Linked DNA regions of Mus musculus: region 1 is linked to region 2. Evidence: chromatin loops called from intact Hi-C (ENCODE). Cell type or tissue: left cerebral cortex. All regions are shown on one strand.

Evidence for each region. A loop is a pair of places that touch in the nucleus more often than their neighbours do. Peaks named below come from ENCODE experiments on the same cell type or tissue, not always from the same donor. Only the 100,000 strongest peaks of a DNase experiment are listed, where the experiment ranks them.
Region 1: it touches region 2 in a loop (3-fold over the local background); 13 of 42 quality-filtered maps call a loop at or near these places.

What each region holds. Positions count from the first base shown.
Region 1 is chr9:37,633,228-37,641,227 of GRCm38, reverse strand. It overlaps Siae (sialic acid acetylesterase), which reads right to left. Exons shown (of 10, transcript NM_011734.4): 7 at 7,474-7,607. Among named protein-coding and RNA genes, the nearest start is that of Tbrg1, 20 kb to the left of the region's middle. In left cerebral cortex, a CTCF peak has its summit at 4,700 (motif pointing right); DNase peaks (open chromatin) are centred at 4,091, 4,733 and 4,980; H3K27ac peaks cover 583 bases.
Region 2 is chr9:37,426,727-37,434,726 of GRCm38, reverse strand. It overlaps Robo3 (roundabout guidance receptor 3), which reads left to right and starts at 1,552. Exons shown (of 28, transcript NM_001164767.1): 1 at 1,552-1,885; 2 at 4,913-5,239; 3 at 5,535-5,692; 4 at 6,617-6,737; 5 at 6,834-6,972; 6 at 7,222-7,349; 7 at 7,577-7,701. The coding sequence starts at 1,726. In left cerebral cortex, CTCF peaks have their summits at 2,513 (motif pointing left), 3,987 (motif pointing left) and 6,060 (motif pointing left); DNase peaks (open chromatin) are centred at 2,509, 3,032, 3,921, 4,760 and 2 more places; H3K4me3 peaks cover 2,122 bases; H3K27ac peaks cover 2,903 bases.

The sequences.
Region 1 (8,000 bases), 210 kb before region 2:
TTATTTATTGTCATGGTGTTTCATCACAGCAATAGCAACCCTAATTAGGACAGCTGTAGAACAGAACTGTCCATCTAACAAGCCCAGTTCTGCTTCATCTGGAGCTGAGCTCCAACTAAGCCCAAGAGGTATTTTAAGGAGCCCTGGCAGGCACAAACAAGATCACCCAAACTCCAGTTCCTCTGGTATGTGAACTATAACATAAAGATTATTCTGAACCATGGAATTTGGAAGTGTCAATGTAGCTGATACCAGTGCTTACAAAGCTGAAAAGCTCTGCTGGAGGGACAGATCTGAGCATAACAAAATAAATTTGTAACTACATAAAATGGTATGGATTGAAAGCTAAATTGGTGGTACAGCAATTTGAGTTTATATTTCAAATAGACAGTGATTACCGTTGTACAAAGGCATGCCTCATAATATATTTAGAAGTTTAAAAAAAAACACAGGCAAAAAAAAAAACATATGAGAAACTAACTATCCAAGGAGCCCTGCTTGGATGAAGAACTGTTTCTTTTGAGAAGCAGTTCTTGAAGAAGAACTGCTGTTTTGAGAGAGGGTGCAGTCTACCTGGGACAGGGGAGGTTATGAGGGAAATGCAAAGTTGGAAGGACAGCTGGCCAAGTGTATGAACCCTGTTGCTGTTTGATTCTGTGAATGATGGGAGCCACTGAGTATATGGTGGCTACCGAGCCCTGTGGCTCAGCGGAGAACTTTAAAATGGTCAGCCTTAAAGGAATCTCAGTTCAATGAGTGTCACTGAAACTGCTTGACATAGTAAAGGTAAATTGTAAAGACAGCATGGTGACTGGACAGAGAAACTGGCTGCCCATGAAGCATTGTGATGTTTGTTAGAATTAGAATTTGAGTACCCACAAAAGTGCATATTGAAGAATTGGTCCCCAGTCCATGGTGCTGGAAAGGAGGTAAAAGTATCTTTGAGAGATGGGGCCTACTAGGAGGAAGTTAAATCACTGGGAAGTTGATTTCAAAGTGAATATTAAACTGCCAGTCTCTTCCCCCAACCTCCAGGTACCATAAAGTGAACAGGCTTCTCTGACACATACCCCATAATGATGACAACAGGACCACCTAGATACAGACTGCAATCTGACCAAAACAAGCCGTTCTCCTGTTAAGTTGACTTGTCTCAGGAACTCATTACGGTGGCAAAAGGCTTAATATTTATAGAAATAGACAACATAGACATAGACATAGACATAGACATAGACATAGACATAGACATAGACATAGACATAGACATAGACATAGACATAGACATATGCAAGCACCCTAGTGGAGTAATAATGGGAACAGGATGCTCAGAAATTAAACAAACCAACAGGGCCAGACAAACACAGGACTCAAGAGAAAGCATTACGTGCATAGCTTAGAATCAATAACATTTGGATTAACTTTTGGGGATCTAGGGCAACTCACCAAAGACAACCAGAATGTACAGAAAATATTGTTCCAGAAAGAGCCTGTGAAGGATCAACAGCTAGGGTAGTATCAGTCAGTCCATTCAGTCATCCTCTCAACAAATGTTTACTTGACTCAGGCACCAACCTCACCAAGAAGATAGAATAGGGAAAAAAAATTGCAAATTTTTTACAAGATCACATTCCAGAGGAGAGACATGACTAATGAACAAAATAAGACAAAAGTGATAACTCACTTTACCATCAAGAAAATAATAGATATACTGAAAAATATATATTATATGTAATATGCATATTACATATATATTATAGAAAAGAGAGAGTTCTGGGGCTGAACAAAGACAACAACAAAGAGAGAGAGTAAGCTACGTGGCTATTGAAGCATGTTAGGAAGAATTTTAAGATGATACACTCTGACCTTTATATGACCCTTATATCCTTATATGATATTACATCCTTTGTGATGGGGACCTGAAGCTTGCTTCTCACTAACAGACTATGGTAATGGGATGTTACTCCTATGATTACATCCTGTAACACGGCAAAGAATGCCTTTGCAGATGTAATGTTGCTAACCAGTTGGCTTCAAGATCACCAAAAAGGAGGGAAGCTTGGTGAGCCTGACCAAGTCAGGGATGCCTTTCAGACAAGGTCTGGTGCCATGGAGTGGCCCTGCTGCCCTTCAGAAATCTGACTGCCATAAGTCCTATTGCAGCTTCAAGAAAATTAACTTTGCCAACAATGATGGGAGTTAAACAAGAACCCCAAGTCTCAGAGGAGACTCAAGCTCTGCCAGACACCATTTCTGTAACCACAAGCAGAGGCTGTAGCTAAGCCATCTGTGTCCCAGCTCACATCACACTCATGGGAATTGCGAGATAATAAATAAATATATGTTGGATGGTTTTAAGCTGCTAAATATAGTACTATGTAGCAATAGAAAATAAACACTTTGCAGGCAGGAAAAAAAGAATTAAAGAACTTAAAGTCAGAGTACGCCTAGTGTATGTAAGGAAAAAAAATTAGGCGGCCAGTATGAGTCAAATGGAATAGGTAGAGAGCATTGAGAAGTAAGGTCAGGAGGTGATGGGAGCAAAGCATACTTGGCCTTGTTAGCATCAGCTGCCACTCAAATGGGAGAGGGGGGACCCTGGAACCTTGACTGATACTCTGAGAATGTCCTAAAGAGTCAAGGTAGAAGCAAGGAGGGTTTGGAAGGCTCTGATAAGAGACACTAAGTCAATGGGAGTCTTGGCTAGTGAAGGAGCAGTGAGGGTAAGTGCTAGACTCTAGACAGTGAGCAGTAAGACTAACTACTTCATGCTGAAAGTTGATATGCCCCTTAGCCTGCAAAGAACAGAGGCTCCTGGAAGATTCTTGACCTAGTCAAAGTACTGAGAACAAATGGCTATTGAATGCCAAGCATAAATTCAATGACTGTATGAATCCCTCCAAAGGTCAGGGAGCATTGAGGAAGAAGCAGAGAAGAATGTAAAAGTCAAAGGAAGGGTATACCTTTAGAGGAATGGACCACTAACTTCTGATTCTAACACAGACAAAAAAAAAAAAAAGGCAAAAATTTTACAAGATCACATTCCAGAGGAGAGATATAGCCAATGAACAAAATAAACAAGAGAGAGCAAGCCATGTGGATACTGAAGCAGGTTAGGAAGAATTCTAAGATGATACACTCTATGTGTGTATCTAAGGATACATATACCCTTACATTATATGTGAGTTATACTGGAACTCACAACTCATTATGTCTGTGATTACCTGCATAAAAGCTGTAAAAGACTGGGCTTGTCAACAATATCATGAAAGTGGGAGGGGCTCATGGACTCCTACCCCCACCCCTGCTCCTCCACTGAGGATTTATATGTAGTTAACAGTTGATAAGGAGAGACATTTCCTCCAGTGATGTAGCTACTGGTAAGGTACCCAAGCTCCGATAAGCAAACCTGCACCCATGATACCGCATTGGGACATGGACAGACACACAAGTATACACTCACACACATACACACTCATACACACACATGACATGAAGAGGAGCTACCTGGAAAGAGAAGCAGGATTAGCAAGAGGGAGAGGGGACAAGAGAGAGTAATGGGGTGAATGTGACCAAATTGCTTATGTACATGAAGAAAATATCCTGATGAAACCTATCATTATATATAACTAGTATACCATAATAAAAGATCAAATGAAAAAAGAAGAAAAAAAAAACCTTACAACTACTGTGACACAGTATTTCCTGCTATTTCTTACTTTCTTAGTTTTTTGGTTCCTACGAGCACACTGTTCTTTGATTTAGACAGCACCTTCTTCCCAGTCCTAGTTCCAGCCAATGGAAGACATCCACCTACTTTCTGTCTCTCTTACAAACACGATCTAACAGTAAATCAGACCACAGTCTGGCCAGCATCCAAATTGTCGTTTGACACTCTTTCAAAACGTCTGACCCCATCAGGGAAGCTACACAGACTGTTCTATCCAGTCTTACTCATCCTGCTGCCCAGAAGAAAAAAAAAGCCTCATATCATCACATGGCCAGAAGAAACTTTAAAGATGTTTTCTGCTTCGTGAGTGACGAGTGTGACATTAGGAAAACAGAAAGCTGAAACAGTGACAAGCCACAGCCTTGACTATGGCACAGAATTAAAGGAACATTCCAGTTCTCTTGTTAAGATTCAGCATGCAAATCTGTCTTAACATAGGAAATGACAAACTGTGCTTCACACCAGAATCTCATAAAAACTAAAAGAATAAGGCTGAGGAGACAGCTCAGCCAATACAGGGCTTGCATGGAAAGTCTGATCACCAGAAATCACATCCCAGCACTGTGGAAACAGAGACCACATTCCAGGCTAATGAGTGACTTGATCTCAAAAAATGATGGATAGCACATGACCAACCATACCCAAAGTTGTCCTATGGTCTTCTACATATAAGTGCATGCACCTGCACCAACACACACACACACACACACAGAGAGAGAGAGAGAGAGAGAGAGAGAGAGAGAGAGAGATCTAATGAGTAATCCATCTTCTTTCAATGCAAGGACTGCAAGTGGAACCCGAGTCACCAGCAAGTGACATAATAGGAACGAACCAACAAAGTCACTAGAAACAGCCTAAAGTTCAACACAAAGACCCACTACAATCGACCCTCAAAGTCAAAAAGTCCTTTCCTCAAAATGGCAGTTGACTGAGAATTCCCTTAATTGTCCAGACGGCACTGCTGCACCCTGGCCACGTGGGGGCACCAGCATACTCCACACCCAAATGAAATGCTTGTGTTTTTTTCCTAATCTGAAGTACTGCGAAGAAGCTTGGTTCAACCTCCCATGGTGCTTCTTACAAATACGAAGACTAATGAAGATATGTAACTGCCAAACAAAAAAAACCCACAAAACTGGTCACATTCAAAAGATGTTACAAATACTAGTGAAGTTTTCAATCTGTTCCTCCAAGATCCCTTTTAAACCCGGCCTCCAGATCTTCCTTCCCTCATGCTTCCAGCCACCTGTCTATCAGTAACTCTTGAGTGCCCCACCAGCCATGGTCTCTTCCATGGGCTCCAGTCCTGAATTTCTAACTGTGATCTCACCGCTGCATTACTTCAAACACCATCTGTCATCTTTCCTAACAAGACAGCTCTCCCTGCAAATGTCCTGACTTCTTACAACAATAATAAATGCTAGCACCCAGCATGTTTTCACATAGATTAAGTCATGCAATACTTAAAATAAGAAAGATGTTTGTTCACAATTACACAGCTCAAAGAGTAGGAATCCCAGATGTGTAACTCCAGTCCCAGACCTTGTACCACACTATCTTGAGTTGTCATATTGGGTGTTTCCCTTTGAATCCACATACTTATATAAATACATATGGTAATATAAAAAGTAACTAGCATATTTTTGTTGGTGATAAAGTTAAGGCTAAAGGGTAAGAGGCTTCTGCAAACTGTCAAATTTAAAAGACCAGATGCCATGGTTATATGCATCCAAGTGCATATTTTTCATACGAACTACATAGTCACCTTCAAACAACAAGTACATGTAAAAAAAGAAAGTAAGTCATTAAGCCATGCTAGGTGGAAGAAAGTCAACAAAAACCCTTTCTGGGAAACAGGGCACAGTGGCCGGGGAGATGGGTCAGTACACATTTCCCACAAAAGCATTAAGACAAGTTCAGATCCACCCAACCTACATAAAGCCAGGATAGGTGGCACACATCAGTAATCCCAGCATTTCTGTAACAAAATGGGAAGCCCACACAAGAAAGTCCCCCAGAAACATGTAGACCCGCTTGCCTGGTGTTTGCAGTGGTAAGCAATGAAACCCTGTCTTAAACAAGGAGGAAGATGAGGACTGGGTGCCTGTCCTCTGACTTCTACATGCACACTGTGGTATATACACAAATGCACACCACGCAAACACACAGCATACAGACACAGACCACATAAATACACATATACACACACACACACCATACAAGCACATACCACACACACAAAATTACACATAAGCATACATCACACAAACACATATACACAGAAGCCTTCTTAAGGAGGAGTATGGTTAAAAAATTATATATATATATATATATATGAGGTACAAGAGACAGAGGGTAGTGAATAGAAAGTATCTGCAATGGTCACAGGGTAATACCTAAGCCATGACAGTGGCCATTCTACTGAAGGTTGGGCGTTTTTTTCCTAACACCTTAATTGTGTAATTTCCTATTCCATAAAAGACAAGAACTACCACTCAGCTAGAAAGTCTAAGCATTAGATATTTCATGAATTTAATTTTGAACTTGGCCCATGTATTTATTCCTTTTGTCTAAGGATGAACATACAATCCTTCTGACTAGCCTGTAACCAGATGCAGGGCTTCCTCTCCTGACAGTGTTCTTTCATATTGTGTTGTAAGCCATCATTGATGCTAACCAACTACATACTAGGAATACAAACCTGACCCCAAAAAAACATAGCCACCTATATGACTCACATGTAAACAAAACGAAAGCATAAGATATTACAAGATTATCTGAGGAAAGGGCACCTAACCCATACTGAATAATCACAAGTAGTTCCCTTAGATCCAAGCAAAGACCTAGGAAAGTGTAAGAAAGAAAAATTGTTTCAAACAAAGGACATATAAATATGGTCAATTCTGGAGGGTATGGAGATAACATGGTAGTTTGGTCAATCAGTTAGTTAGTAGGTCTAACAATGCAGCAGAGCCAGCCTGAGTCAGCCAAGGAAATGCACAACCCTGTTCAACATGGGACCGTCCCCATTCTTACACACAGTTGCTAAAGGCACAGTTATGCAAATTCATAATTTTAACAAAAAAAAATGGGGATTTGACAAAGCCTTTGAGAAGGTTTTATCTTTTGACCCAGCAATTCCATTTCTGGGAATTTATCTTACGGCAATAATTAGACTACAAGAAATCTGCTGTCAGGAAAATAACATGCCACGGTTTGTAAAAGCAAAATAACGAAAACCACTTAGTACCCATCCATTAAGAACTCATTTAAGTATGTTACAATGCATCCACATTTCAGAATACTTTGCAATCATGACAAATCATGTTGAAGAATAATATTTATTGGCATGAAAAAGGCTTACAATAATATACGAAGAGAAAAAAACAACTACGCACAAACAAAAGTCTTTTTTTTCTTGAGTTCTCAATGGTCTTAGCTTTGTGGTGGTAGTAGTTGGGACTGTTTTTTGATTTGGTTTTTGTTTGGGTATTTGTTTTGCCTTTTAAAATCTTTCAAGTGAAACTGGGGTGCTTTTATAAGAAAGATTCGTTATTTATTAACATTTTGAAGATATAATCATCTCATCAGTAAGTTCATAGAAATTAATATACAGCTCAGCGCCAGGACATGCTGTTTGGACAAATGTTGGGCTGCAAATCCCAGTACAGACATGTACATAGTCCACACTCTCCACACAAGCCCATAAACTCCAAACACTGAATATGTATCCTCTGAATACATACCTGGACAAACCCAAATGGAAAGAAACGATCTGTCTGACCCTGGGAGCCGTAGTGGAAGGTCTGGCGCCAGTCTTCAATGAGTTCAGGAAACATGCAGGTGTACAGGTCCCTGTTATAATCCGCATTGGACTCTCCTTTAAAAAAAAAAAACAAAAATCAAAAAAACACCAAAATTGGTAGAGGAGTTTGGTGTGGTTTCTTAAAATACCCTCCATCTTCTTCTACCACATCCATCCCCTGAGGTAGTGGCCTTCCATGCCCTCAGGTGTCAGAGGCTTCAGCAAGCATGGTACAAAAGTGGAAGCTTCTAAAGCTGGTCTTTGGGCTTGGCTCTCTCTAGATGTTCCTGGAACTCTTCTACCACAATAGAAATGAACTCCAAGTGTGAGCCAACCTGCTAAAGATCAGGCCACCTGAGAATCACAATGTCCAGCACACTGTCCCCAGTTGATGAATATGAGAGTCAGCCATCCTATGTCCTCCAGACACCAGATAACTTAGCAGGTAGCCAAGGACAAATCGGAGAC
Region 2 (8,000 bases):
CTATCTCTTTAGTGCCCTAGCCTACCCCATTCTCAAGATCTGCCCAGGTTTTGTCTTCGGTGGATGCACCAGGGACCCAGTTCAGCACCCACAGATGTGTCAGCTCCCAGGGCTCTAAGTCCCGTGGGATTGTTGAGCCCCATCAGCCCTCACCATTTAGTTCATCCCACCTTGAGCTCTCTGGTCCTGGACCGAGGACTCCGAAGCACTAAATGCCCCCAGAATTCCGTGGGCAGGACACTGGATTGTAGAGACAAACTGGTTGGTGGGGCCATGTTCCTCTACTCTTGACCTGCTTTTGGTTTGGAATCTGCCACAGCTTCATCTTCCACCCTGGAATTGAGTAGCATATAGCGCTCTGAGCTGTCTTCCTGTGCAGGTGTCCCCTTACATATCAGAAGCAGCCGCTGCACGATTACATAGCCTAAGAGCAATCCAAACACTTACTTGTCCACAGAACCTACAGGATGGGAAAGCCACGGTCTCTTGCTCCACATTCAACATCATTTCCAGTCTAGAGAAAGTGTGTGCAGGAGAGGGGCAAAAGCAAAGATGGTTGGCTGCAACATCTCCAAGGCTAAAATAACCCCTATTCGAGACAGAACCGGGGCTTTGGTTTTCCTGTTGCACACCCCACCCCACCTCACCCCGACCGGGAGGATAAACAGCTGTTATCTGGTTCCAGCAGTTTCACACAATTTGGCATTCACCCGGTCTGTGACACTTTGCTTCCTTTGTTCTAGACTTTTGGTCTCTTCAAAACTGTCAAACAACTTCCTAAAACACGTCATAGTGGAGCAATGCACTATGCTAATAGGTGCGTGCTGCCTGGATTCTCGGGGTCTCCTCCAATTTTACTCAGTTCTGAGCACCCGGCAGGATTTCCTGACGGGGCGGGGGGGGGGGCGCATCTGGAGCAGGACTCCAGGTCAAGTTGGATCTCTGTATCCCTGTGGGTTCCTAGTGGCAAGCCACAGGATTAGGAGGAATCGGACGCGCACGTGGGGCGAGAGGTGATCCAGCGGTGGAATTCTCTTCTTCCCCTCCACCCCCACTCCCAGGTATCCTAGCACCCTGCGCTCACGTTTCCAGGACCCAGAATTTGAAAGGCACTGGAAGCTGGGACATTGAGAGCTCAACAGTGTCTGCTCTCCCAATGCCTCAGTTTCCCTGACGTCCGAGAAAGGAAATAATTCCTGCTATAATTTTAGAAAGAAGGGCTGAGTCTGACAGAGGCTCAGTCCGCGTCTTGGGGGAGAGAGAGAGAGAGAGAGAGAGAGAGAGAGAGAGAGAGAGAGAGAGAGAGAGAGAGAGAGAGAGAGACTCTCCCGCCAGGTTCAGAGCAACATTTGATGAGAGGAGTGTGGGGCGGGGACTCTAACTTGCGCGCGGCCCTGTTAGTGGCCATCCTGGTGGAGGTGGGGATATGGAGGAAGGCGGATTAAGCCCTTAATTACGGCGTGATCCGAGTGGCACCTGCTTTCCGCCCGCCCAGCTCCCAGGGGATTCTGGCACTGGGGGGGGGGGGGGTGGAGAGAAGAACCAGCGAAGGAGGACAGCCCGCGCAGAGGCACGGCCGGTACCCAGGCACGCCTGCAGGACAGCGGCATCGTGGCTGCCGCAGCGCGCAAAGGCTGTGGAGGGGCTTACGGCTCCCGGCCCGCGGGTCCCAGACCCAAGGGCTGGGCTCCGAGGCCCCTGCCCAAGACCCAGGCGGGCTGCGCTATGCTGCGCTACCTGCTTAAAACACTACTACAGATGAACTTGTTCGCGGACTCCCTGGCCAGGGACATCTCCAACTCCAGCGAGCTACTCTTCGGCTTCAACTCCTCGCTGGCAGCGCTCAACCCTAGTCTGCTTCCTCCTGGAGATCCCTCTCTCAATGGTGAGACTGTTCGATGGGGACCTTAGATTTGGAGATCGGGATGAGAGGGCTGCTTGGAAGGGAAGACGGAAGGTCTCCTTTTCCAGGACCCAGGGGCGCCTGTCAGGGCCCTCCTGGGAAGTGGGGTCCCAAAGGAGCGTCTGAGTTGGTGTATTTGCCTGTGGTGGAGGGCTGCTGAGCCCCTTTCTCCTCATCTCTCCTACTATCCACCTACCACACCCACCCCAGGTGGGAGAAATGTAAAGGGCAAGTTCCAAGCTAAGAAGGAAGGTTAGACCAGGGCACGATGTCGCCAGTCGGCCAAGGCTAAACCGGGCACTAGGTGATCCACCCAAGTAGCAGATGCCACTTCCAGGACCTAAAGTTTTCAAAAACCTCACTCAGAGCAAGGGTGGGAAAGCCCCCAACTTTGTAGGTGTTTTTACGCGGAGGGTCAAAGTCAGCAATCTTCTCAAGGAAACTTAGTATTAAGTTTGTATCCCCAGTGAGACTCACAGCTGACCCAGCCTGGCAGAGCGATGGCGAGGTCGTTACTGCTAATTACAGTGATTAATAAATAACTTGAGACAGCGCTGCCCCCCCTGAGCGCTGCAGGCAGTCTGGAGAGAGGCCTGATCGCGCTCCCTGCTGGCTACGTCAGGAACTCTCCCTCTGGAAGCCTCTGCCCAACTTAGGCTAGGGCCCCGGACTCTGGACATGGTCCACCTTTGCAGTCTCTAAAAGATGAAAGGATTCTCTCTCTCTCTCTCTCTCTCTCTCTCTCTCTCTCTCTCTCTCTCTCTCTCTCGTTCTCTCTCTCTCTCCCCCCCCCCCCCGTACTCAGGTGCAAGGGAGGAGCCCCAGAGCCCTATTTGCATGGCCATTAGCTATTCATTAGGCTGCTGTCGAAGCATCTCTGGAGACCAGGAATGACAGGGAAGAAATTCCAGGGAAAGAGAGCCCTCGGCTGTGTCTGCAGGAATTAGAGGGAAAGCGTGGATCAGAAGGGTGTTGTGTGGAAGGAGTTTGAAGAGGGCTGAGATTCTCCAGTCTTGCCACCTTTGAGGAGTCCCAAGAGACCAAGCAGTTATTTTCTCGGATTTTTTACTCACCTAGAGCTTTATACCAGACATCTATCTTTTCATTTAAGCTTGAAAAGTCAGGGAGGGACGATGGTTGTTGGTCACTACACACTGCCACTAGGGAAAACAAAACAAAAAAACAGCTATGGAGGATAAAGAATAGGGCAGTGACCACAAAAGCATAGAGCAAGATCTTGGCAGCAGGGAACTTAAAGTGTATTTTTATCACATATGAGAGGTTTTTGAAGTGGAGATGGGATGGGTTTAGAAATACTAGAGCCTAAAGTCTCATTCAGGTAGAGACTGTAGGAACCACATTAAAGTGCTGGAGAAGAAAGGATATTAAGTAATGGTAAACTTGTCATAGCTACTGTTGTGCCTTGCATCTTTTTGGGGGTTTTGAACTCCCACATTGCAGATAAGGAAGTGAAATTTAGAGACCTGAACCTTTTTGTTTTTTGAGACCTAGCCTAACTATGTAACTTAGACGCCTCCACACCCAGAGCAGTGGGCTTACAGGCATGGGCCACCAACGGGCTGCAGTTAAATAAGATGTCCAGCTTACTAACTCTGGGAAGTGTCAAATCTGAGATTCTAGCTCAGAGCATTTCGAAGCCAAAACCTGGGCTCTAACCATTCCAGGGGCCTCTCTCAGTGGAGTGTTTCCAAAACAGGATTGGGATGGGACGGAGGAAAGAGATGCTTGAGCAGCAGACATCCTTCCATCTATCTGGAAGGGAAAAGACTGAGAAGTTTATTCTCTTCCATACGTGGGAGAGAAACTGATTTTACACTGAGCAATCAAATCAACGACCAGGGTGGAGCCTGCACCCGCCACGCCCCAGCATTCTCTATACCAGAACTCTTAAAAGGAAGGGCAAGAAACGAAACCTAATCCCCCACTGGGCCTAGAACCAAGAGGTCTCTGAGGATATTGGAACAGGGTAGGCGGGGTGGGGGCGAGAGAGAGCCGCAGAACAGATGCGCCCAAGAGTCACTGGTTATTTAAGGACACCAGATTGTGCAAGGCTTCAGCGCCGCCTACTGGCAGAAGCGAATAGGTCTGACTGAGAGCTCAGTATTTAACTCTTCTGCATAGGCGAGAATGAGGATACATGGAGGCATGGGAACATTTGTGGGTGAGGATGACACCTGGGTCCCAAACCTGAGGCAGGAGATGACCCAGCTTCAGGAAGGAGGTCTGTAGGACAAGAGAAAGACAGGGGCGGAATGTACAGAGAAATAGTTTCAAGAGAGCTAGGGAGGAAAGGAATTTCTTGATTTTTAAAACTGTACCTTTCAGGAAAAGCAGCGCCACTCAAATTTCCACTTCCACCATATTTAATTTCTGTGACTTCACAGGATTCCTGGAAATAGGGGGGGAAAAAACCGTGATTGCCTGGGGCTTCATAGCATTCAAATTAAGAACTTTTCTAGTCTTAGCCCCAGCCCTTAACACCTTTTTTTATACGAAGAATCCAGGACAATTAATTTTGTCCATTTCATCTGTGGGAGCAGAGATCATCAGAGATGAATAATCTAGTGTCTGCTACGGTACGGTATGCATGGTTGGTTGCTCACTGAGGAAGACTTATATGCGATCCAGTGTGTGTGAATGCAAATCAACTTGCTAGGGTACAGGTTCCTCACCAAAGCATGCTCAGTCATCGCTCACTAGTCAAGAAATGAGGCCTGGATCTCAAGAAGGCCCAGAAAACCTTCCTAGGAGTTTGTGCCCGGATCCTTCTATAGATCTGCCTATCTGAGGGCGGTTCCGTTGTTCCAGGCTAAGGCGTTACCAGAGCCTACAGAGCAGGAGGACTGGTGGGCCGATGTGATGTAGATGACTCTCTAGCAAAGGAAGCATGGGAGATGAGTGAGGCAGAGGGTTCTCTTACTCTTCAGAGCAAACCTGGTCTTCCCCCAGTTGCTTTGCCTGGGTACTTGGAGTTACCTTCTTCTCCAGGGTCAAGAGTTGGGCCAGAAGATGCCATGCCACGCATCGTGGAGCAGCCGCCAGATCTGGTGGTTTCCAGGGGCGAGCCGGCTACTCTGCCCTGTCGTGCAGAAGGCCGGCCTCGACCCAACATCGAGTGGTACAAGAATGGGGCGCGTGTGGCGACTGCACGGGAGGATCCGCGTGCTCACCGTCTGCTGCTGCCCAGCGGCGCCCTCTTCTTTCCCCGCATTGTGCACGGGCGTCGCTCTCGGCCTGACGAGGGTGTCTACACCTGTGTGGCTCGCAACTACCTGGGAGCAGCGGCTAGCAGAAACGCCTCTCTGGAAGTAGCTGGTAAGAGAGTTCGTCAGCTGATGCTTCTAGAACCTGGGGCACTCCGGAAGGCCAACAGAAAGTTGGCCTGGGGGCGGGGTGGAGTGGGGTCAGCCCAATGAACGTCTTTTTTGGGACAGAGACCTTTGGTCTCTAACACCAAACCTTGACCATGGGGGAGGAAGTAGATTTGACTTGGTATTTCAGGAAACCGGGTCAGTTGTGACCCCCTCTATGACACTCAGCTCCTGTTAACATCATTCTACCTTGTTTATTTTTCTGACCTTTCTCCCCATGGTCCCTTCTCTATTCTCAGTCCTCCGTGATGATTTCCGGCAATCGCCTGGGAACGTGGTGGTAGCGGTGGGGGAGCCAGCTGTAATGGAATGTGTGCCCCCTAAGGGTCACCCAGAGCCTTTGGTGACCTGGAAGAAAGGCAAAATAAAGCTTAAGGAAGAGGAGGGAAGGATCACCGTGAGTGTGTGTGTATGTGTGTACACATTCACATACATGTAGGCAATGAGTCTAGGACATGCCTCAAAGGAGGAAGTCTAAGACAGTGCTTCTCAGCCTATGGGCTGTAACCCCTTTGGGGCTGCATATCAAATATTCTGCATATCAAATATTTACATTACAATTCATAACAATCACAAAATTACAGTTATGAAGTAGCAACAAAAAAAATTTATGGTTGGGAGTCACCACAACATAAGAAACTATATGTGGGCTGGTGAGATGGCTCAGTGGCTAAGAGCACTGACTGCTCTTCCGAAAGTCCTGAGTTCAAATCCCAGCAACCACATGGTGGTTTACGACCACCCATAATGAGATCTGATGCCCTCTTCTGGTGGGTCTGAAGACAGCTACAGGGTACTTATGTATAATAATAAATAAATCTTAAAGAAACTGTATGCATTAAGGGATTGCAGCATCAGGAATGTTGAGAACCACTAGTCTTAAGGGACTTGAGACCTATGAATAATGTCTTGGTACTGTACAGAAGACGATCTGAAATTAAGCTACTAAGTAAAGAATTCAGGTTTGTTTTTGTTTTTTTGTGGAAAGAGCTGGGTATGTAGGTGCATACCTTTAATCCCAGCACTTGGGTGGCAGAGGCAGGCAGATCCTTGTATTTAAAGCCAGTCTGGTCTACAAAATGAGTTCTAGAGCACCCCTCTCCTAAAAAAAAGTCAAGAGAGAACACCATGATGCCCCAAAGCCCCCATATCTGATACATGAATCAACTTCATTAGCTTACTATAAGGAACCAAGTAAAATTTACATACACATGTACACACACGTACAAGCATGCACACACTCACAAACATTTTGATGTAAAGGACCAATCACAAACATTTTGACTGTAAAGGACCAATTTTTACCATTGTTATTCCCCAGATACGTGGAGGAAAGCTGATGATGTCACACACGTTCAAGAGTGATGCTGGCATGTATATGTGCGTAGCCTCCAACATGGCTGGAGAACGAGAGAGTGGGGCAGCTGAACTTGTGGTACTGGGTAGGCACCGGGCATTTTGGAGTTATGGGAGTGTGTAGCCCAGTGAGGAAGTAGCTGTGCAGTACCCCTGACAGTTCAATGGCTCCTACTCTGTAGAGCGTCCCTCATTTCTGCGTAGACCAATAAACCAGGTTGTCCTGGCTGATGCCCCTGTGAATTTCCTGTGTGAGGTGCAGGGAGATCCCCAGCCCAATCTACACTGGCGCAAGGATGATGGGGAGCTGCCCGCGGGCAGGTGAGAAGCCCCCTCCTTTTGACAACAGAGGGAACCCAGGAACCCCAGACCCTACCTGGCCATGGCATAGAGAAATTTATTTCCCAGAACTACCGATCCCTGGCTAAACTTACTTCATATAGTGGGTGCCATCTTCTTCTGTACCATTTGAACCGCCCCTTGCCTATCTTGACCCTGGTGTTTGTTCTGGGGGAGAGAGACGGGGTTTGTAGCTGTGGCCAACCCAGCTTGGTGTGGGGAGTGGAGCAGGTATGAGATTCGGAGTGACCACAGCCTTTGGATCGACCAAGTGAGCTCTGAAGACGAGGGGACGTACACGTGTGTAGCAGAGAACAGTGTGGGCCGCGCAGAGGCATCTGGCTCCCTCAGTGTTCACGGTGAGGGCTCTTCCTGGGTCAGCTTGCAGGGGTGAAATGAGGGGTGGTGATGGAGGAGAATGGGGGAGAGAGGGCAGAACCGGAGGCATGGGGAGATCACATGAGATACTTCTGGAGAGAGAAACGATAAAACCAAAGAGATCTGAGCAATTAATCTAGCTTTGGGCTTCCCTACCGACTTCCCTACCACTGAATCCGGCTTCTTTTTCTGTCTCTCTTCTTCCCAGTCCCACCACAATTTGTGACTAAGCCCCAGAACCAGACAGTAGCTCCCGGAGCAAACGTGTCATTCCAATGTGAGACCAAAGGAAACCCTCCACCTGCCATCTTCTGGCAGAAGGAAGGGAGTCAAGTAGGTGCTCATTCCAAAGCGCTGACCAATTTTCCTTCTGGATCTTTCTCTCCCTCCACTTTTTGTAAACTTCTCTCTCAGTTTCCTGTCCCAGAAACTCTTGCAGGTTGAGAGGGGCAAATAAAACAATGAAGATAAAAAGGCCAGGAGCATTTGGGCACTTGGACAATTCAGTGATAATGCAGCAATATGTTAGGTGGGGCCGAGCAATTCGAGTGGCAAGTTCTGAGAGAATCTTTATGTGTTGACCAGTGCTGTCTTGAAAGTAGAAATCTAGCTAAGGTTTTTCCTCCCCCAAA